Linked DNA regions of Homo sapiens: region 2 is linked to region 1. Evidence: read pairs that join two places in POLR2A ChIA-PET (ENCODE). Cell type or tissue: Panc1. All regions are shown on one strand. Links, peaks and the distances in the headings refer to the core of each region. The heading gives the core; the rest is flanking DNA.

Region 1 (10,972 bases), core at 3,131-8,130:
CTTGAAGTGTATTAAATATGGCTATTCTATATTGAGCTTCTCTTAATTCCAGTATCTAAAGTATTTCTGAGTTCACCTCCCTGTTTGATTTTTTCTTCTGCTGACTCTCATTCATGGTGTTTCATTTCGTTTCTGTTTTTTTTTTTTTTTTCATTGTAAACTTATATATCTTAAAATTTATCTGTGGGAATTTTTGAAGTCTGGTGTGAAGTTGGGGTCCTCAGGGAGGAATCATGTTTACCCCTTCCATTGCCACATATGTGGGTGTACTGCCAGCCTGGACTTTTAATTCTAGGCTCAAAGTTTTCTAGGCCACTTAGGTAGTATGAATTCAAGCCTCCAAGCTGAGCATGGACTAACTTGTGAACATGACTTTCCAGGACAGAACTTGTTCTCCTTCTCTTAGCAGTAATGCAGTTTTCTTTACAATCTTCTCAGGGAGTAGGAGATTTTTCATTGGCCCTCACAATGAAAGCAGAGCCCTTTGAGGGTCCCAGCTTTGTGTAAGTCTCTGCTATGAGACTTCCTGGGGCAGGCCTGGGCTTTGACACATAATCATCTATTCCTGGTGAAACCAAAGCTCAAGTTCATCTCACTCATCAAATACCTTCAGGGCCCCTATTACCTCTGGGGTTCCACTTTCACTGAGTTTTCAGCCTCTAACCTCCCTTACTTCCTGGTCAGCTCATCCATGCTAGCCACAGATATCATTTTAAATTTTCTAATAGCCACTTTTTTAATTTAAAAGAAATAAGTAAAATTGATTACAATAATATATTTTATTTAACCCAATAGATCCAAAATATCATTTCAATATATAATTAATATTTTTAAAACTCTTAAAATTGTTGACATTCTTCTTTTTCATACTGGGTCTTCAAAAGCCACTGCATATTTTACACATTTCAATTTAGACACCGAGTTTTCATGAGAACGACTTGGTCTGTATTTAGATTTCATAAAATTTACCATTGAAAAAGGAGATTCCCATGCCTAAGTCATTTCAAACATACTGAAGGGTTTTCTAATAACCGAATGAAGGATCTATCTTTAAATTTTAATTTTAATTTATTAAAATGAAAATTCCATTCCTGGATCTCAGTCACCACTTTTTTAAGTGCTGTGCCACACAGATTCAGCTATGGGACAGCGCTGCTTTGGACGGGCATGGCCGTGCGCGCGTGTGGGGAGGTGAGTGTGGCTCCCCCAACGTTTACCCAGGCCAGCCCCAAGGAAATGCTCAGTGAGTGCCCATAGAATGTGGTGAATGTGGATGGCAGGGACCATACGGGAGAGCACACTCCAGTAGTTGCCATCTCATGGCCCCAGCGCCCCTCTCCACCCCATGCCCCCAACAGAGATGCATCCCTGCAGACCCCTCCTGGGCTCCTTCTCCACAGCATCCTCCCCAAGTTCCCCTGCCTCGAGTCCCCAGAGCTCATGACCCACGCCTCCCCGAGGTCCCTAAGGAATGTCCGCTTGGGATTCTGGTTCTTTTCCGGTTCTCTGCAGCCAGGTCTGTTCCCTGGCGTAGCTTCGCAACTGGAAGGTGCTGCTCAGCAGACTGTGAGAAGTGTGTGTCGGTGCAGGCAGGACACACTTCCAGGCTGTCCCAGAGGCCAGGGAGCACCTTGCCACTGAAGGGCTGGTTGCATCAGAAAGTTAGGCAGCCTGGACTGCCCTGGCAGCCCCAGACCTGCCTCTCCTCGGCAGCTCCCCCTCCCCTCTGCACCACCCCCCGCCCCCCACACCCAACCCAACACTCCTCTCTCTGCTGCTGGGCTGCTCTTGAGTGACAGGGCCGTAAATAGGCAAAGGCGGGGGCTCTGACTGATCAAAGGGCTCCCTTTAGAAGCCGTCATTAGTTTGCTATTCTGGGAACTGGTTATTTTAAGGTTAGTGTATTTTTTCTTTCCTGAGGAGCCGTCTTAGTGGATGGCGGAGTCCGGAGGGGCTGCCCTTCAGTCAAACCACACAAGCCCTGTTTTGTCTGGGGTTCCAAAGATAAACCTATAATGAAAGCAGCGTTTGACGCTGAGCACCGCCACCCTGTTCCTGCACAGGGGTGGGTGTGTCTGCCAGGGAGTCCCTGTGCCCAGCAAGCTCCGGGGAGGCTTGCAGGAGGCCCCTGGGGCCAGGTTGAGTCTGCTCCCAGGGAGCCTGAGGTGGGAGGTCTTCAGACCTGGCATTCTCACAGCCATCATGGCTTGCCTGGCCAGGGACCGAGGCCCCGTACCCTCCCCCAACTTCAGGCTACCCCCAAAGGCCACCCCTGGAACCAGGCTCAGCAGGCACCTCTGAACCGCAGCCCAGCTCTGCCCAGCACCTTCTTTGGAAAGACAGTGGACCCACCAGTGGCCAGGGGAATGCACACCCCTAAAGTCAAAATGTAAGGAAATGATGATACCCTGTGCTGGCATGGGTGCGGAAGAGCAGACGCTCTTCTGTCTTACTAGGAGGTGGGAATTAATGAAAGTAACAACTCCTGGAAGGGACTCTAGCACTGCCTGTGAAAACTAGAAACCCGTCATCACTCCTAGGAAAGAAAAGCACCAGGGTCGGGCTTTGCATGCAAGCTTTGTCATGTGACAAGCTCAAAGCCATCTGTTTGTCCATAGAGAAGCGTGGTATATACTGAGACACCTCGACGCCGCAGCCCCAGTGCCCGCCACAGACGAGCTTTTGCCGGCAGTCATTGCTCGGGAGGGATATTATTGATGTGTTGCTCAGTAAGAAACCAAAGTTGCCAAGGAACGTGATCGCATCTCTGTGCAGCCACAGCACCCAGGACGCAGCTGGGAAGGGAGGCCAGGGGACAGCTGCGCTCCGGGATGCTGGGGCCGTCGGCCTCCCCCTTCCCAGGCCCAGCTCCTGGGCACTGGGACCACCGTGGGCTTGGCTCTGAGATCCACCATGAGTTCTCGCTTTGTCCAAGATTGAGATGCGCCAGGTAGTTGGTGTGCTCATTTCGAGGTGTTTCTTTTTCCCCCCAGTAAAGTGATGTCACGTGGAGGTGAGTGTGATGGGAAAGGGAACCTCAGAAACAAGGTCCCACCTTGGTCCTCTGGTCTCCCCTGGGAGGACCACCCCCAATCCTAACATCCTGTGAGGTCCTCCCCACTCAGAGGCTCCTCTCTGTGCCACCCATCCTCGGATAGGTTGCCATGAGGTTGCCAGAGGCTGGCAAAGGGCACTTGTCAGCTGCAGATTCCAGCCCTGCCCTGGGACTTGGAGGGGATCATATCCCTTTGACCACCAGGTCATGACCCCCAGATCATATCCCAATGACCCTCTGCCATACCATGAGCCCAAATGACCCTCAACCTGCCACAGAGACAGCCCCCACTAACTGCCACTGGGTGATGGGACCGTGGAGAGTGCCCAGCTCAGAGGAGAAGCCTGTCTGATGTGGCTCCCGTCCTCCTCTGCTGGGGTTGTCTACACTGTCCCCACTCGGTGACACCAGGAGCTGGCATTGCCTCTGGTTCTACTGCTCTGGACAGCCCTGGCAGCAGTGCCCTAGCCTGGCCCAGCACCTACTGAGACAGCCGGGCCAAGCCCCATCCTGCAGGTGCAGTCTCACTTTGTCACTCTTGGTTACCCATGGGACCCTGAACCCCATAGGAGGGGCTCATCACTCAGGGTCCTCATCCAGGTGTGGCCCATCCACACCCAGCATCCAGCTGTGCACACAGGGCCACACACAGACCCCTTTCCCATCCCCCCTTCCCATCCCACACAGGGCAAAAGCCTGACCTCCTCTCACGCCTTTGGAGCCAGTGGCTGGGGTGCAAGCTCTGCCCCCTACACGCGATGGCTGTGAGACTCGGCGAGTCACGTGGGCTCTCAGCGCCTCAGCCTCCTGGCCCCCAGTGGAGGGGACAGGCACCATTATGCCGATCGCTCGCGTGCAAAGGCCCTGTGGCGTGGGCAGTGTCACAAGCTCCTGGCCCAGGAGGCCTGCTTGGCTGATGGCAGAGCTCAGAGGGTGTGAGCATGAGGATGGCATCAGGGGTCTCTCTGCAAGTTCAAGTTCCGCCTCAACCCTACTACGTGGCCCTGGCCAGGCCTCCTGAATCCAGGTCTTGCTTTCCCCAGCTATCCAGCGGCTTCCTGCTTCTCTTACCCTCAGCAATCCCCCAAGAACTGTTCTTTTCCCCACACTAGCGTCTCTCTTTCTTGGGGTGTTTCTCTCTTAGCCTGCCTGTGGGGGACAGTTGCCACCCTCAAGCCTCTCCTGAATGACTCTATTTATAGGCCTCCAATATTGGCCAGAGAGGAAATTTAAGTCTTTTTAAAAATTCAGCTCAAGTGTGTGTCAACTTCTGTGAGTGCAACTGCTTCAGAGAGAGGCTGGGATAGGACAGCAGGCGGCAGGGGCGTGTCAGGTGCCCGAGCAGGACGGTGGCCGGAGCCCGCAGCGGCCGAGCCCTCACTGGGCACCGTGTGCGGATCTATAATCGACAGCATCAATTGCGGGAGTCCGGCTGGGCTGGCCGCCTGCAGGGGCCAGGGCGTGAGGGCGGTGCGGAGCCTTGTCTGTGCGGCAAACCCTGCCTGGCTGCCCTGGCCAACCTCAGAAAAACATGTATTTTGGTCAAAATGGGCCCCTTTTCAAACTTGTCACCCCGTGGGTCAGGGCACAGCCTGCCCCCAGCCGGTTCTGCATATTAAGCAGTGGCTTGGTCACCATCAAAAATAGATGTCCCGACCCGAGCCTCCCCTCCCTCCCGGGGAGGGGACCTGGCCGTGCCGGCTGGGCTGGGAAACCGCGGGCGGGGAAGGAAGGACGGGGCGAACCGGCGGCACAGGCCCAGCACGTCCCGGGCCCTCCCCGTCAGGTGTGGACCCCGAGGTTGTGCGGGGGCTTGGCGGCAGCTGCGGGTGGGGGTGGGGGGCCCGGGCCTCCCGGGCTCGGGTTCTGGCCCCAGGTCAGAGGTGGCGCTGGCGGCAGGTGGATGCCCAGGTCCTCGCCGCGCCGCTCCGGGCGGTGGGACCGGCTTCCTGCCCTGGCTCCGAGCCCGCAGGTGGGGGCTTCCGCCTCACTTTGGACGGTGGCGTCCACAAAATGGCTGACGCGGCGCACGGCCGTCCCTGCACGGAGCCGGTGTTTACTTTGCCGCGCGAACAGCCTTTCGTTGCCCGGGTTCCGAGTGCTCCAGAGGCAGATGGAAATTTTTGTGGATTAAACACGGGGCCGAGGCGCGCTGGGCTGTTTGGGTTGGCAACCTGAGCCCTCCCCACCCCGTTCCGCGTCCGCTGCTTCCCGCCCTGGTCCGGCGCTTCCATTCATGCCTTCCCGGGTCCCTCCGCCACCCCTGCAGGCCCGGCGTCCCCTCCCGCACTCCCGCGGCCTCCAGGGGGTGGCCCTGCAGGCCCAGAGCAGCGTGGGCCTGAACCCCTCTCCACGTGTGGAAGACGCTGCAGCAATAGGAAGGGGCTGCTCCTTTGAGGGCCCTTCTCAAACCTGGAGCCCCTCTGGCCGCCAGATCTTTGTCTGTGAAACAGCAGCCAGTGTGTGGACCAGGCAGGAGTGGATGGGGTGTGTGCCCACAAGTCCAGCACCCAGAAAACCCCCAGCACACGGTCCCTTTTACAGTGGCCTCTGCTCTCAGGAAGGTGGAAAGCGCCAGGTGGATAGGAGGGACGGGGCCGTGACCCCTCCCTCTGCCCAAGAGAAACTCTCTCCCTCAGGTCAGACCCAGGCCTTTCAAGAAGAGGTTGCAGGGTGTGCGGGCTGCCAGGAAAAGGTCTGTGCGGGTGAGGGAGCGCATCCTATGGATATCTAGAGGAAGAGCGTTCTGGGCGGAGGGCACAGCGGTTGTGGGGTGCGGGCTGAGGCAGTGCCTGGACCACCTTGGCAACAGCAGGAGGCACTGGCCAGAGCCACGGACAAGGGGGAGCCTGGGGGCGCAGACCACCCTGTGAGGCCTCAATTAGAGGAGATGGGGGCTTGGGGCCCCGGAGGGCTGAGATCCAGCTCATGGCTTTGGCAGCATTGTTCTTGCACGTTCAGGATTAGCCGAGTAAGGTGAGCCTGACAGCGGGGCCAGCACGCAGCCCCCTGCCCCTCGCCCCCTCCCTGCCCCCAGTCCCCCACATAGGTGTCAAAGTGCACAGCACCCCCTCTCTTCCCCGCCCCCCGGGAGCCGCAGGTCAGGCACACAAGAGCCATCTGTGTGGGCGGCAAGGTGGCTGCCTGTCTGCTGCCCGCAAAGGGATGCTTGTCCAGCAGGGTGAACACCCCGTCAGGGCAGGAGCTGCTGAGGAGATGCTGATGCCTGGGTGACTCATGCTACCTGGCCACCCATCCTCGCTGGGCTACAAATGGGTTCAGCCTCATGGGCATCAGGCAGGGCCCGCCTGGGTGCACCCGACAAACACAAGGGCTCTTGTTCTAAGGCTCTGTGATAGCCCCTCTTACTGAGAGGGACCATATCCAATAACGGGTGGAAATTGCACTAGCAGGGTCATGTGAGGGCTCCGAGCTTTCTCCAGAACCCAGGAATATCCTCAAAACTGAGGCTGGGCACAGTGGCTCACACCTGTAATCCCAGCTCTTTAGGAGGCCAAGACGGGGGGATGGCTTGAGGCCAGGAGTTCACGACCACCCTGGGCAACATAGCGAGACCCTGTCTCTATGAAAATAAAAATAAAAAATTAGCCAAGCGTGATGGTGTGTGCCTGTGGTCCCGGCTGCTCAGCAGGCTGAGTTAGAAGAATCGCTTGAGCCCAGGAGTTCAAGGCTGCAGTGAGCCATGATCACACCACTGCACTCTAGCCTGGGCAACACAGTGAGATCCTATCTCTAAAAATAAAAGTAAGAAGTATTTTTTTTTTAACTGAGGCCCTTCTGGAGGGATGGAGGGACCAGAAGTCACAAGGAGCAGAAAGGAAAAAAGCAAAGGAATCCTTCTGAAGCACTGTGGGCATTTATTCATTCACCTTGTGCCACTGCCTGGGGCTGCAGTGTGAGTAGGGTGGGCTGGCCCCTGCTCCTTAGAATGTACAGCCCCATGGCTGGGCAGGGGGACGCACATAGTGACCCGTAATTACATATCTGTCTGTGTGAAGGAGAAAGTACTCGGTTTTCCCAGTCAGTGGAGTCAGGAGCCCAGAGCCAACCAGGAGTGAGTGAGGAGGAGGAGGGTGACACAGGGTGGAAGAGTGTCCAGTGTGTGCAGCCTTGCAAAGGCCCTAGGGCACGAGGGCACATCCTCCTGAGGCCATGAGAGCAGGTGAGGCAGAGCTGGTGAGCGAGGGATGGCCCGGCCGGGCCAAGGATCCAGGGGTGGCTCCGGCTTCGTGGGAGGAGGGTTACAGGCAGGTGAGGATGCAGTTCCAGGAGTGGTGAGGGGCTGCTGTGGGATGAGGGAGAGCATCAGCACTTTGGACTAGGGTGGAGGCCTTGGGGCCAGCCCCCAGTCTGCCAGCCCCACCGATGAGAACAAGCAGACTGAGGGGAGAAAGGTTGGAGAAGGACCCCGAGCTTCTGCTGTGAGCCCCCACGTGGGGATGCTTTGCTCGGAGGGGTGCTGAGGTAGGAGGGTCAGGAGGGTCTGGAGCTGTATTTGGACTTGGCAGGCAACCAAAACCCCAGTGCTTAGAGATCAAGTGGAAAAGAAAAGAGGAAGAAGATGGGGGAGTGAGAGAGATGGGAAGGCAGTGAGGGAAGCCTTGGGGAGGCCGTGGTCAGGGGCGGCACAGGGGAGAAGCAGGCTCATGTGACTCAGCCCTGAGCCCAGCCGGGCCCCCAAAGATGCTGGACCTTAAAGACACAAAGATGTGATGCATGTGTGTTCACAGATTAGCGGGGAGCAGATGCCGCATGGAGGGGCGTCAGGGAGTACACCGCCTTCCCAGGTGAGGGTGTCCTGGAGGAGGCACAAGTTCTGCTGGGCTGGACTGGACCCAGCAAGAGAGCCTGAGCCTGGAGGACCCCTCTGGCCCCCATCTCCCACTTTCAGCTTCAGCTCTGAAGCCACCACCCAGAACCACATACCTGTTCTTCCCAAGTTTGCTCTCCCTAGCGGAGGGAAAGACGGGAGGTCCACAGATTACCTTGTCTCTTGAAAGCAAGATGCCACCAGTGGGGACCAATGTACAGAGACCAGGCCCAGCCTAGAGTGGGTATAGCTCATCACACCCCCAGAAGCTGTGCGGGGAGGAAGGCAAGCAGGCAGCACAGTCAAGACCTGAGTTTGATGACTCAGAGGGTCCTCTGCCTGTGGTTGGCGGGGGTCCAAGGGGTCTTCCCATCTAACTCGCCACCTCCTCCCACGTCCCACTCAGCTCCACCCCACAGCAGCCAAGAAGCCAGGGCATCACTTGACCTTCCGCTGCGTCAGTCTCCGCATCTCGCCTCCCCTACCCCCGACCTCTCGGGTGCTGTAGGGATGAGGTAGGAGTGGTGGCTATGAACTGGAGGCCTTCGCCTCGGGCTGGAGCTCAGAGCAGTCCCTGCTGCTGCCAGACCTGCAGTTGGGGCACTGCACCCATGTCTGGGGAGGCCACGGACAGGGCCCCAGGGTCTCAGGTGACCTGTCTTGTGTATCCCACTTCGTTTCTCTCTTTCCCTAAAGGTGAAGTTCTGGAGCAAAAAGAGCCTGAGCTGTGAGCCGAGGGGCTCCTCCTCCTCCAAACTGACACCCAGTCACAGAGCAATTGCTAAAGACACAGTCATGCTTGGGCCCAGAGTGGGCCCCACGGAGCTTCCCCCAACCCAGCCTGGCTTGAGCAGGCCCCTGATCTAAACCACCCTACCCCACACCCACTGGGGCTCACCTGGGGTTTGGCCAGCATCCCTAGAAATCAGAAGCCCGCCCCTAATTCTGCCAGCTTCTGGCTTTCCGTTGCCATGGTGACACCCAGCCCCCAGCTACAGATCCCGCCAACTCTTCCCTGCCATTTTGCAAGAAACAATATTTTTCTGCTCCACAAACTTGGCGGGACCCTGCCTTTCCCCGGGTCCATGAGGAACCCCACGGGTTCCTTGCCCTGGAGTCTCTCCAGCTCTCATCCCCTGAGTGCCTCCACAAGCAGGGGTCCCATGGGGCGGGGGCCGGGGGAACAGGGGGTAAGTGTGGCCAACCCCTTGCACAGGGCTTGGAGATGGAGGCCCCTCCCCAGGTGAGACCGGCCTTTGGCCCCCTGCCCCACTCACACAGGGACACCCTTTGTGTTTTTCCACATCTGAGAGCCACCGACATTTCTTAGATGACGTTTTCTTGAACCCACCGTGCTTGGTGCCCGTTAAGTACTTCTACTGCAGCAGCCTAGAACCGACACGTGTGAAACCATTGGCTTATGGCGCAATGCACTTCCTCCCGGCATGCATGAAAACATAAATGTAAATACCAAAATACACAGGGACTATTCGGACACCACCTGAAATCATTCCATGTCCCACCAGAAGCCAGCACGGCCCCTGGCCCCCTGCCAGGTGACGCTGCCCCATGGCAGCCACAGTGCTGATGAAGCTCTGTTTGAGATCACCGCCTGGCTAAGGCCAAGGCGGCCACGTCAGTTCTCACGGCTCCTCCCAAACTGAGGAGCATGGAGGACCCTGGGCATTGATGGCAGGGTGGCAGGAAGCACCCATCGCTTTCCTCTCCCGGATCTTCCCAGCACCCTTCCACCTTCAGCCTTTATACCCCGAGACCAGGCGAGGCCTCCCACTGCCGACCCAGGCCTATCATGGGGCCTGAGAAGTAGTCCTCATTTCCTCACTCTCACACCCCGACACACCCTCTCCATGGGGAAGGAAAACGTGCCCCGAAGGGGCCTGTGTCCAGGTTCCTGCCCACTCAGCCCCTCGGGGCCGTGTCTCCCTGCGTCAGAGCTGGGCCTGAAGATAATGGGCCCACTGAGGTGCAGGCGGTGGACAGACCCAGGAAGACCTCGTGGGTTTCCCAGGAAGACAGAGACTGGGAGCCATTCTTCCCGGCGGCAGCGGCTCTCGGCCTGTCCTTGTCCCCACACAAGCCCCCACTGCTGCGCCGTCCCTCCTGCGCCACCTGACAGATGTGGCGGTGAGAAAACGATGGGGCAGGGAAACGTTCGCCATTCGGTGCCAATAAAGGCCGCCTTTATCCCGACCGTAAATGGTTTCTGTGTGGAGTGAGACTGTGCCTGTCCCGGGCCTAACCCCCCAAGGGCCAGAGAGGCGAAATTAGATCCGTGGGGAGAGATTTTACAACGTATGGGCTGGTGGCAAGTGGCGGCAAACCGTCCCCACGGGGCCACAACGGGGCATTGTTCACGGCCTCACCTGGGCTGTCTCCAGCACCCCAGGATTTACGAGGACTCGGCCCAGAGCCTCGATGCCGGCCGCTCCGGGCAGACCTGGGGGGGTGGCGGGGGGGAGGCCCTGTGAAGAGGAGGACAGTGCTGGGGGCTGGGCCACGGAGAGGCCGGGCAGCGCTGGCCCCAGCCCCCAGCTCCCAGCTCCCCAGAGACAGCCAGCCAGGAACGGGCCCCAACCTGCCTGCAGACCAAGCGGTCACATCGCGAATGAGTCCTCATGCTGTGCGTCCCCCACTGGGCAGCCAGAGGTGTGCCTGACGGGGCCAGGAGGCTGAAGACAACCTTTCCTTGGGCTCTCAGCGATGCCAGCTCCAGCTGCTGTGTCATCAAGGTCGGGCTGGGCTGGCCTCTTCCTAGCAGACCTTCCAAAACCCCGCAGACTCCCGTGGCTGTACCAGCCCTGCACCTCCTGGCCACCTGCCCCTGCGTACCCACCACCCTTGCTCCGGAGCTCGAGGGCCCTTTCCCCACTAGCATCTGACCGCCTTCTTGTATGTCTTGAAGGTTCTTTGCCTTCTCTGTGCAGCAGGGCCCTTTACAGTGTAGTCTGGCCCCTCCTCCTCCCCCGGGCCCCGTACTTCCTCCATTCTGCCCCTTCTCAGGTGTGCGGGACCTTTTTACAGCCCCCTGCTTGTGCCTGCACTCCCTCCCCTGGGAGCCTGCCTCA
Region 2 (9,924 bases), core at 1,201-6,200, 350 kb after region 1:
CCTTGCACACAAGGAAACAGTGAGACCAGAGGAAAAGGACAAAACCAGTCACCCAGGACAGCGGACGGCACACGGGGTGGGGGTGTGTGAGCAGAGACCCTTGGGACCCAGCATCTGGGTCTGGACGGTCCTGGAGCCTGCAGAGCAGGGCAGAGGAGGCAGGTGCAGAGGGGGGCAGAGGAGGCAGGTGCGGGGGGGGGCAGAGGAGGCAGGTGCGGAGCGGGGCAGAGGAGGCAGGTGCAGAGGGGGGCAGAGGAGGCAGGTGCAGAGCCGGGCAGAGGAGGCAGGTGCAGAGGGGGGCAGAGGAGGCAGGTGCAGAGCCGGGCAGAGGAGGCAGGTGCAGAGCCGGGCAGAGGAGGCAGGTGCAGAGGGGGGCAGAGGAGGCAGGTGCGGGGGGGGCAGAGGAGGCAGGTGCGGAGCGGGGCAGAGGAGGCAGGTACAGCCCAGTGCGTGGACCAGCGACCGGCTCCAGGGGCCCATGGGGGGCTGCACTGTGGGCGAAAACGCACGGACGCGACACACCCAAGAGAAACAAGCACACGCCCCCAGGTGGTCCGCGCACGCACGCTCCCAGCAGCATGGCTCAGGGCCATCAGAGAGCGGACACAGCCAGACATCCACATGGGTGAACGGATAAACATGGATCACATCTGTGCAACGGATGGAAGAACATTCGGCCTTCAGGAGGCAGGAAGCACGGCACTCACACATGCGACGACACGGATGAGCCGCAGAGATGCACCAAGTCAAAGAAGCCAGATACCAAAGGCCACATCTTGTCCGCTTCCACGCCCACGCAGTGTCCAGGACGGGCAGGTCTGGACACGGAACGCAGACTGGTGCTTGCCAGGGCCCGGCCCGGTTCTGTCCCGGTTTCCTGGGGCTCTTTGGGGAAAGAGCATGGGCTTTGGAGTCCACTATGACTGGAGGCTGACCAGATGATCCTGGAGCCCTGGGCCCTTGGTTTGCTTTACTGCAGCCCAGGGGGATCCTCCTAGCTCCTGGCCGTGGTCATAGCTGAGCAGGGCCCGAGGAAGGCACCCGGGCTGCAGTGCACAGCAGATGCTGTGGAATCGACAGCTCTTGGGATCATCCTGTGTGGTGGGAGCTATGGGGTGGACACTGGGTTTGGGTAGCAGGACAGAGGGTCGATGGCCTCAAGTCACACTGAGTCAGGCCTGGCGGGGGCCAGCTGCTCCAGCACCCACTGAGCCCGGCAAACCTCGATGGCTCCTCCCATCCTCAGGGGGTCCCACAGCCCTGAGACCAAACACGGGTTTATTGTTTGTGAGGTGGTTCAAGCAGGCTGCATCAGGACAGAAACACACAAAAAACCCAACGCGGGTGGAAGTGACAGGCAGGTGGGGACAGAACATGCCCCCTCCTCTGCAGCTCACACTCTGGGGGATACAATGAAACCGCTGACAATGAGAGCCCCAGGGAAGTGGGGTGCCATGGTGCCAAGGAGCAGTGTGAGGTGCCCTCGACATGGTAAAGCCCCATGACGGGGAGCTGGAGTGTGCAGAAACGCTGGCAGCGGTGGACTATGGGTGACCGATGCTGTTTCTTTAAAAAACAAAGTGGAATTTCCATAACTCTTCACATTCCCATCAATGCATTGATCATGATCACAGCCAGCAGCAAACCCGCCAGGCTCCGTGGCCGGGACCAGCTGACCTCTGCAGGGGAGTGCGGGCTGGGCCTGGCCTGACCCCGTTCCACCGACACTGAGACAGCAGACACCGGCCCCAAATTCCACCACCTGTGACTGGCTGAGCAGCCACACACGTGGGTGGTCTGACTTTGGGGACACCCCATGTTATGCTGCCTCTTGGGGAACATTTTTATAATGGGAAAAACATGTCCCCCTTACAAATCCTGCAAGCCCGGGGTCTGCTGGAGCCAACCCCCAGTCCCCCAAGGCGTCCCCACGCTCAGGCAGCCACCCTGGCGGGAGGTCAGGCCTGGGGCCAGGGCAGCTCATTCCCCAGGACCTGCGAGAGCCACCCCCCGGCACCCGGATCCTCCAGGATGGTCTCATACCAAGATCTTCAGTAACATCTGTACAGACCCGGATTCCAAGCAAGGCCACATCCACAAGTACCTGGGGTTAGGACCTGGACACATTTTTGGGGGACGCTGTTCAGCCCATTACAGGCAGCTTCTGTAGCATCTAGCCCAGCGGAGGCCTTTGGGGGGCAGCCTGGCTCTTTGCGACTCCCCACGGAAGGGGCACTGCGCTCCCCTCAGCCACAGGAGCCCATCCCTCCCGCTCTGCCTGGCCCTCACGCTCTCTGCGTGCACCTGGGCTGGCCCCGTGCCCGCCTGGATTTGACGAAGCCCATCAACTTGCCCCACTGCCTCCCATCGCCTGTGGCAGAGCCACCTTTTCAACCCCGTCAGCCCCTTGATGAACCTCCCCCAGGGCTCCAGCCTCCGGATGAAGCCTGGGGCCCTGCCCCTCCCTCCACCACCAGCTGTGCCACCTCAGCAGGGCCCACAATTCTGTCACACTGGCAGCCCCTGCAACCAGTCCCACAGGCCAGGCCACTTCACGAGCCCCATTCCCTTGGTCACATCCCCTCCTCCCGGGCCAGCACTGTCTCCCACTGCCCCACAGCCTCCACTGAACCTTCTGGAAGCCACCCCTGCCCAGCGAGTTGGCACTCACTTGCCTGCTGTCCTGGCCATGATGTTCTTGGGGTGGGGGTTTGGCCTCTTGAGGGCTGGGAGACATCGGACCCGGCTGCAGTCCCAGTGCCGGCTGAGACCCACACACAAGAGCAGGGGTCTGCGCTGGGGGCTGCTTCCTGGAGGACATTCACAGACTCGCACCCTCAGACCCCAGACCAGCAGGGCCAGCGAGGCATTTACAGCCCCTGTGCAGTTTACAGATGAGAAGAGGGAGGCCCTGGTGGGAAGTGGGGCCTGGCCGAACAAGACCGGACCAGAACCCCGGCCTGTCGCCCTCAGTGGTTGGCAATGGGCACCTGGTAGCCCAGCCTGCGTTCACTTAACTTTGTTACCTGGAGGAAAGTCACAACTCCACGACACTCCTAGATGACTCTGGGTGGGCTGAGGGTTACAGGGACACTGGTACATCCTCCCGGGGTCACAATCGGCAAATGTGCTCTGAACACCACCCTCAGCTGCCGTTCCACTTGCGGATGGGAGGATTCACCTGGGGGCCCCTCCGCCCTGCCGGGAGCAAGCCAGACCCAGGGGCCTTGGCCCCAGGAGCCCACAGAAGCCGAGTGTCATTTCTATTCCAGGCCCTTCCATCTCACCAGATGCTAGGGGTACAAAAGAAAAATAAGCCAGGGTCCCGCGGCCCCGTCGGAGCTCTCAGACCAGGGCGGGCAGACCAGCGAGACAGACACACTGCCCTTATGAGCTGCGCCCCCACCCCCAAACCCACCTCTGGGGAAGTCTGTTCTTTCCTGCGGGAAACCCCCAGGGCGTGTGGGACTCTTTGAGGAGACAGAGCTCACTCCGGGGGAGGTGAGGGCAGACGAGGAGGGGAACTCACGGGAAGGTAGGAAAGGGGTCTCGTTTGTGGATTCCTCTACAGGATTTGGGGGTACCTCTGAGAGTGGGGGACGGAGAGAATGCAGGTGGAGATTCTGGCCTGAGGAGAGGCTGGGTGGGACGTGGTGGTCAGAAGCCCCCTGCCTGTGGGCACGGCTGTTGGACCCTGTCACGGCATGGCTGGGACGAGGCACCCGGTGTCTTTCTGGCACCCGGTTTCCATCGCACCCGGTTTCGGGCACTCCGTCGCTTGCCTTCTGCAGAGCTGCTAAGCCGCTGGGCACACAGCTGTGCCTGAGTGCAGGGGGAGAGGCCAGCTCCAGGCTGCAGGCTTCTCTCTGGGGAGGGGGACAATCCTGGGGCCCCTCTGGGGTTTGGGAGATGACTGAGTTGGCCTTTGTACAGCCTGTCCCGAAGCGGCCTGGCACAGGGCAGCAGACTGCAGGGTCCCTGGCAGCCAGATCCCCTTCGCCGTGGCTGGAGCTGGCGTTTCTATTTATGATTCGCCTCTCACGCCCCTTCCCAGCACACCCAGCTCTGGTCTTCACGAGGGGCTGGGATTTTAGAGGTGGCTCAGCTGAGGGCACGGGGGCCTTGGCAGCTGTCACGACCCTCCTGAGCTAAACGCACAGCCCGCACCTTGTTAGCTCTGGGTGGGCCGAGGCCCCAGCTCTGTCCTGGGATCCTTCCCAGTCACCCTCACGTCCTGGGCTTCACTTTTCCCCAAGGCAGAACCACAGCCGTGTGACTCACCCCGTCTCAAGAGGACCGGGCGGGTGGGAGGGCTGCAAGGCCTCTGTGAGGCCTGAGTGCTGGACTTGGGACTCCTGCTCCAGAGTCAGGGGCTAGGGCTGGGCCGGGCCCACCCAGGAGGATGCTGGCAGAGGCCCTGGGAGGAGGGGGAGTGGGCGCCAGCTCCAGGACTGGATGTGTCTGACAGCCTGTGTCCCACAGGGCTTGCCATGGGCCTGGGCACGGCTCCTGCCTCTGCTGGCCGACCTGGCTTGACCTCAAGCGGCCTGGGTCGGGACAGCCGCAGCCGAGGCCAGCCCATGGTGACAAGGCCTGCTTCCAGCCTCTCCCTCGTGCCCCAGGCTGTGGGTCAGCCCAGTCAGCCCTGCTATGGGCACATAGCCCCGTGCAGGCCCAGCTGGGACGGAGCAACGCAGGCAGAGCTGCACTGACCTCTCCGGAGTGCCGTTTGTGAACTCGAATCGAGGCGCCAAGTGCTCACGTGTCCTTTAAGCCAGGGATGGACTTCCAGAAATTTACCCTTGGGACTAAAACCCCCTGTAATCAATATCTGCTGGAAGAGAGGCGGACGGCTGGCAGAGGCATTTATGGGAGTGAGCGTGTCCAGGGACGCGTGGGTGCGTCGGGGCAGGGAAGGCCGGGCGTGGCCCTAGACAGGGCACAGGGGCATGAAAGGCGCTGGGGAGGAACAGGACCAGCCTCGGCAAGTGGGAGTTGATGCGAGTGACCCGGGCCCTTCTGTCTCGTCTGGGTCTCCACCACCAAGAGCCTGTTCTTGCGACTGAACGCCCACCATGGCCCTGGCCTCACCGAGCTGCCCTCGGTTCCCAGGACCTCTGGGGCCACTAGCTGGGCTCCTGCCTGGTCACTCTCCTGTTCCTCATCCTCCGCACGCCCCCGGCACCCAGACTTGGCACACTGGCTGCAGAGGCTCCCATTGCATGGTGCAGACAGCTCTCCCTGCACCCCCAGTGCCCGAACATGGAGTAGGTGCCAGTGAATGCCTCCTGGGGGAGTCTGACCACGATGTGTATACAGTACAGCCGGGACTCCCCGGGGAGCAGGTCGGAAACCGCACCTGCTGACTTTCTTAGTTGTCTTTTGGGAAGGTGGGCTGGACCCCACTACATACTCCCCAAGGTCATGAGGGGCATCGGGGTGGGATCTTCCAGAACCTTCCCCATTCCTTCTACTATCCAACACTGACATGTGGGCCCCCACCCCTGACCTGGGGAGGCAAGGGCCGAGGAGTCAGGGAGGGTGGAGAGGAAGTGCCCCTCCCATGACACGTACTTTGCCCCCCACACCTTCCTGCTGGCAGCCCTGAAGGCGGGTAACAAGATGGAAGAACAGAGGTCACAGAAGAGAGAGGAACGGAGGTGAGTGCGGAGTCTCTTTCCAGCGGCTGTCCAGGTGGAGGAGACGGGGCGCTGTCTGGAACCGGCTTCCATGACGGCAGGGCGGGGGCACCGTCCTCTGCACTTTTGTACATCTTTGACATTTTCTATCATACGAAGCCAAACGGGAGAGGACACAGATTTCTCTTGAAGGCACAAACTGAAGGGAAATCCACTACCCAGATGGAGTTTTAAGAGGAGAATTTTGGAAGAGCCTTAAAGCAGGAGAGGAAATTGGCATGATAGCAGCATTGCATCTCCCAGAGGGAGGCTAAGGGTTTTTAAGAAGGCAAAGGTGACAACCAGCTAGATAAGAGGCTCAAACAGGTGAAAAATCAAGTAACCGGCACAAGATAAAAGAGGTTATTAAGATAAGGGGATTAAGACTCAGGATGAGCTGGAGAATTCGCAGAGGAGCTGAGTAGCCTCTGCTGTGGGTTGGCAGGGGCCGGCCAGGTCTCCTCCGTGGGCTGCAGCCTCCAGAGAGCATGGACCCCCAGAGGCTCAGAACCTGCCCCAGCCCTGACCTCCCCACTGGGCCCACCACAGAGCCACCTTTATATATCAGCTGCCAAAGCCACCTCCAGGCCACTCCAGCCCTGTGTCTTAGCAATAGCCCTTTCCAGAGGCTTCCAGCCTTATCAGCTTCCAGCCTTATCAGAATGGCTCTCCCACTGTCCAGGGCCCCCCGAGCGTCCACACCACCACGCTGGAAGTCCCCAAGGCCGGAATGCAGCAGAGGCCCGGGTCAGGCCCCCCAGAGCTGTCTTCTGTTCCTACAGGCATGGGCTGGGGGGGCAGTCGCCCTTTGGGAGACCTCCCAGCACCCCTACCCTATCTGGTGGCCAGGAAAGGGGCAAGATCTTGCAGTGTACTGGCCTCTGGTGAGGGAGGCAGTGAGTGCTGTGACTGTGGCTGACCCTCTTGCCAGCATCCTCCCTGTCCCCATCAACATGACCAGAGTGCTTGCCGCTCCATGAGCTTCCCCTGCCCATGTGTGCCTGTGGCAGGGGTGCCGCCCGCGCAGGCCGTGGGGACAGTTTATGCGTCAGGCAGCAGCAGCAGCAGGTGCCCGCTGCAGCCTTGCCCAGGCTCTTTTGATCTGATTTGGTCCTCACGGTCGTCCTGGGAGGCAGGTCCTATCAGGACATGTGGTTTCCAGCACACAGCGGTGCTCCCCGAGGCCCCTGCGCCCTGTCCCTTCTTCCTCTTTGATCATCAAACGACCCCCCCGTCACTGACCAGTCAACGGGTGGTCACCGCCCTGGCAGGCACCACGTAGCCCGGGGCACAAGGGCCAGCTGTGGCTGCTGGTGAGTGTTCCCTGTGTGCCAGGTGCTGACATGCACGAGTGTGATGGTGGCCTTGCATTCCTCTTTCATCCTGACTGCTCACCACCCCCTTCCCAGGCACACACACACGGATGCATGGACACACACAACCACATGCATGGCACACACACATACACATGTGCACAGATGCATGCATGCACACACATGCATAAGCAGACAGATGTGCATGCACACACACACAGACACACACGTACACACACACAGCAAATCAGGATGCTGAAGCCAACCAGCAGCTGTTTCCCCTGTTGGCATGGCTGCCGCTTCCCAAGAGGGCACTGTTGCCCTCCTGCCCCAGGCAGGAGGCTCCAGGCTAAGGACTGCATGCCTGAGTCTGAGCCAGTACAAAAAGGCAAGTTGCCCTCGGGAGCCAGGGTCCCAAGTCCCCGGGGGGAGCAGACGGTGCTTTTCTCCCCCTCACTTTTTAAAGACAGCTTTTTTTAAAAAAAAAGTTTTTTGGTTCCCAGGTAAACATGTCTGATGCAACCACAGGCCTGTCCCAGGTTGTCTTCCGGGCACCTGGGACCAGGATGCAGCCTTGGGGAGGAACCCAGCAGCTCCTCCTCCTTAGGGAGGAGCCCAGCAGCCCCTAGGTGGGCACGTCCCACCCGTCCAAGCTGGGCTGCCATGTCAGCAGCGTGCAGACACCATCTCAGGGGCAAGACAGGGGTCAGGAGGCCAGGGAATCAAGGTGTCCTGCCCCACAGACACAGAGGCCAGCGGCCTGTGGTGTCGTGAGAGCTCACTGGAGAAACATGCCTCTGGGGGGAGCAGAACTCTTCCCTTCCCCGGGGTCTCCCCCGTGGCCACACCCAACTTTCATTCCCAGCTCACTGCTGACAGCCTGGGTGTCCCAGGCAGCTCCTGGTTTCTTGGAAAGCCTCACTATTCTCATCTGTGAAATGAAAAACCCCCTGCTCCCTAGAACTAAACACGACTGTGATCACGCACGCCTGCATCTGTGATGTCATCCCCATGCCCCAGAATGCCACCCCTGGTCTTTCTACAGGTTCCGATCCTAGTCCGTCTTCCCAGGAGTCACGGCGGGCTGCCCGCTGTGGCCACCCTCTCCCGGCGGTGGAGGGTTGAATTGTGTCTTCATGAAAGGTGTGTCCAAGTCCTAACCTCAGTACCTGTGACCCTGACCTTGGAAAGAGGGTCACTGTATGGGGTCCTCATCCAATGCCTGGGGTCCACGTGTGAAAAGACAGGGGAGGAGACACAGACAGGGGAGAACGTGCCGTGAAGACAGAGGCGGAGATCGGAGTGATGCCGCCACGAGCCAAGGAACACCTGGAGCCCCTGGGAGCTGGAAGAGGCAGGAAGAATCCTCCCCCAGAGCCTTCGGAGGGAGCGCAGCCCTGCCGGCACTGGGATTTCAGACTTCTGGGCTCCATCACTGTGAATGACTCTGTGTTGTTCTAAGCTACCTAGTTTGTGGTCATTTGTTATGGCAGCCCCAGAGCACTCATGCCCTGGGTACAGAGCTGGGAGCAGGGAAGGGCCTGGCCAAAGGTGTGAACGCCTCTTCCTCAGCCCCTCTGCCACCAGCATGAAGAAACTGCAGAAAAGTCCCCACTTCACACAGCAGGTGACCAGACAGACCCGGCATCAGCCTGACCTGGCCGCTTCCTGCCAGCACAGCTGTCTTCCCCACTCCCCATGTGCTGGGGGTGCATCCAAACCGACCCCTGCCCTTTTTCCCATGAAAAGCCAAGGGGTTGAAGATGAAGCCTCATGTACCTTTATTTCCCCCACGGCACAAAAAAACGGTTCTTACACCCCTCTGGGATCCCCGCTGAACACACTGTCCTGGCGTTAATCCAAAAAGAAAACCGGTGACTCCTCGGAGAATGGTCCATGACTCGGCAGATGCCAGTCTGCCCCGTGGGAAGGGGTCTCCAGGCAACACAGCCACGCTGTGCTGGGAACCTGGATGGGCCCCGTCACTGGGGTCACCTTCTCCTGCCTCCCTGGGGCGGGCTTTGCAGCCCCGACAGCTGCCTGTTCCTCCGGCTGCTCCTGGAGAGGGGCCCGTTCTCAAATCTCCTGGAATTGGCCACTGAAGGCCCCCCTCTGCCTCTCGAGCCAGCTCGGAAGTGTGCACGTCACCGAGGCTTCTGGTGACACCAGCAGTACAGGTGGCCTTCACCATTAGGTCACAGTGAGAAAGCGAGGCCTTCTGCATTCTCTTCCCAGCCTCCCGATTACATCAAGGGACAAGAGTATGGGTCTTTATGGTGGCTCTGCCCCTGCTCATCTCTCTATTTAAGGGAGGCAGGGTGGCCCTGGGGGCAAAGCTCACAGCAAACAATGTGAGTCCATGTGGCCAGGGCACACAAAAGCTAACATGTAGTCAGTGGTTCGTGTTCATGGTGCGTGTTTTCATAGTTACCTGCAGTTTATCACAGGTGACGTTGATTTTTTAACCGCAGCAATGATTAACACGTCTTCTAGGTATAAAGGTACTTCAAAAAGAAGTGAGTTGATTTATTAAAGATCTAGGTCTTAAATAACAGTATAGGTGACACTGGATTGCCAAGGTGGTCTGCGCACACTGAAAGCTGTTCTAAACATGCCAGAAGCTGCTCAAAATGTGGGGCCCACAGGAGAAGGCTCCTGTGTTCCCTTCTCCTGTGGGCAGGGACCAGGCCTTGGTTTTCACCAGGTCCCCTTCCAGGGATCCCATGTGGAACAGCAGCGGGGGCCTGCAGGATTATCGGGAGCGGCCTGCGAGGCGCGATGGGCTCGGGCTCAGGCGAGGCACGCAGCGCCCCTAAGCCTGGCTCTATCCTGAAAGGGCACCTAAGCGTGAACAGAGCCGGTGCCTGCAAAACCTCCAGGAAGAGCTGGGTGCGAGTGGGCGTTTGATACACGCTGCTGGCTGTCAATACCGT

The links. ChIA-PET counts read pairs that join two places held together with the same protein. Peaks named below come from ENCODE experiments on the same cell type or tissue, not always from the same donor. Only the 100,000 strongest peaks of a DNase experiment are listed, where the experiment ranks them.
Region 2: POLR2A ChIA-PET joins it to region 1 with 6 read pairs; 1 of 35 experiments calls an interaction of 5 or more read pairs at or near these places.

Annotation. Positions count from the first base shown.
Region 1 is chr11:2,786,815-2,797,786 of GRCh38, forward strand. The region is part of intron 15 of KCNQ1 (potassium voltage-gated channel subfamily Q member 1); the gene reads left to right. It overlaps LOC124902614 (a long non-coding RNA gene), which reads right to left. Exons shown (of 3, transcript XR_007062554.1): 3 at 7,281-7,361. Among named protein-coding and RNA genes, the nearest start is that of KCNQ1-AS1, 69 kb to the right of the region's middle. RefSeq lists an enhancer at 9,985-10,486. In Panc1, for the core only: no CTCF peak of the experiment used is centred there; no DNase peak of the experiment used is centred there; H3K4me3 peaks cover 573 bases.
Region 2 is chr11:3,142,840-3,152,763 of GRCh38, forward strand. The region is part of intron 1 of OSBPL5 (oxysterol binding protein like 5); the gene reads right to left. Among named protein-coding and RNA genes, the nearest start is that of OSBPL5, 18 kb to the right of the region's middle. RefSeq lists enhancers at 6,096-6,871, 6,872-7,645, 7,646-8,419. In Panc1, for the core only: no CTCF peak of the experiment used is centred there; no DNase peak of the experiment used is centred there; H3K27ac peaks cover 332 bases.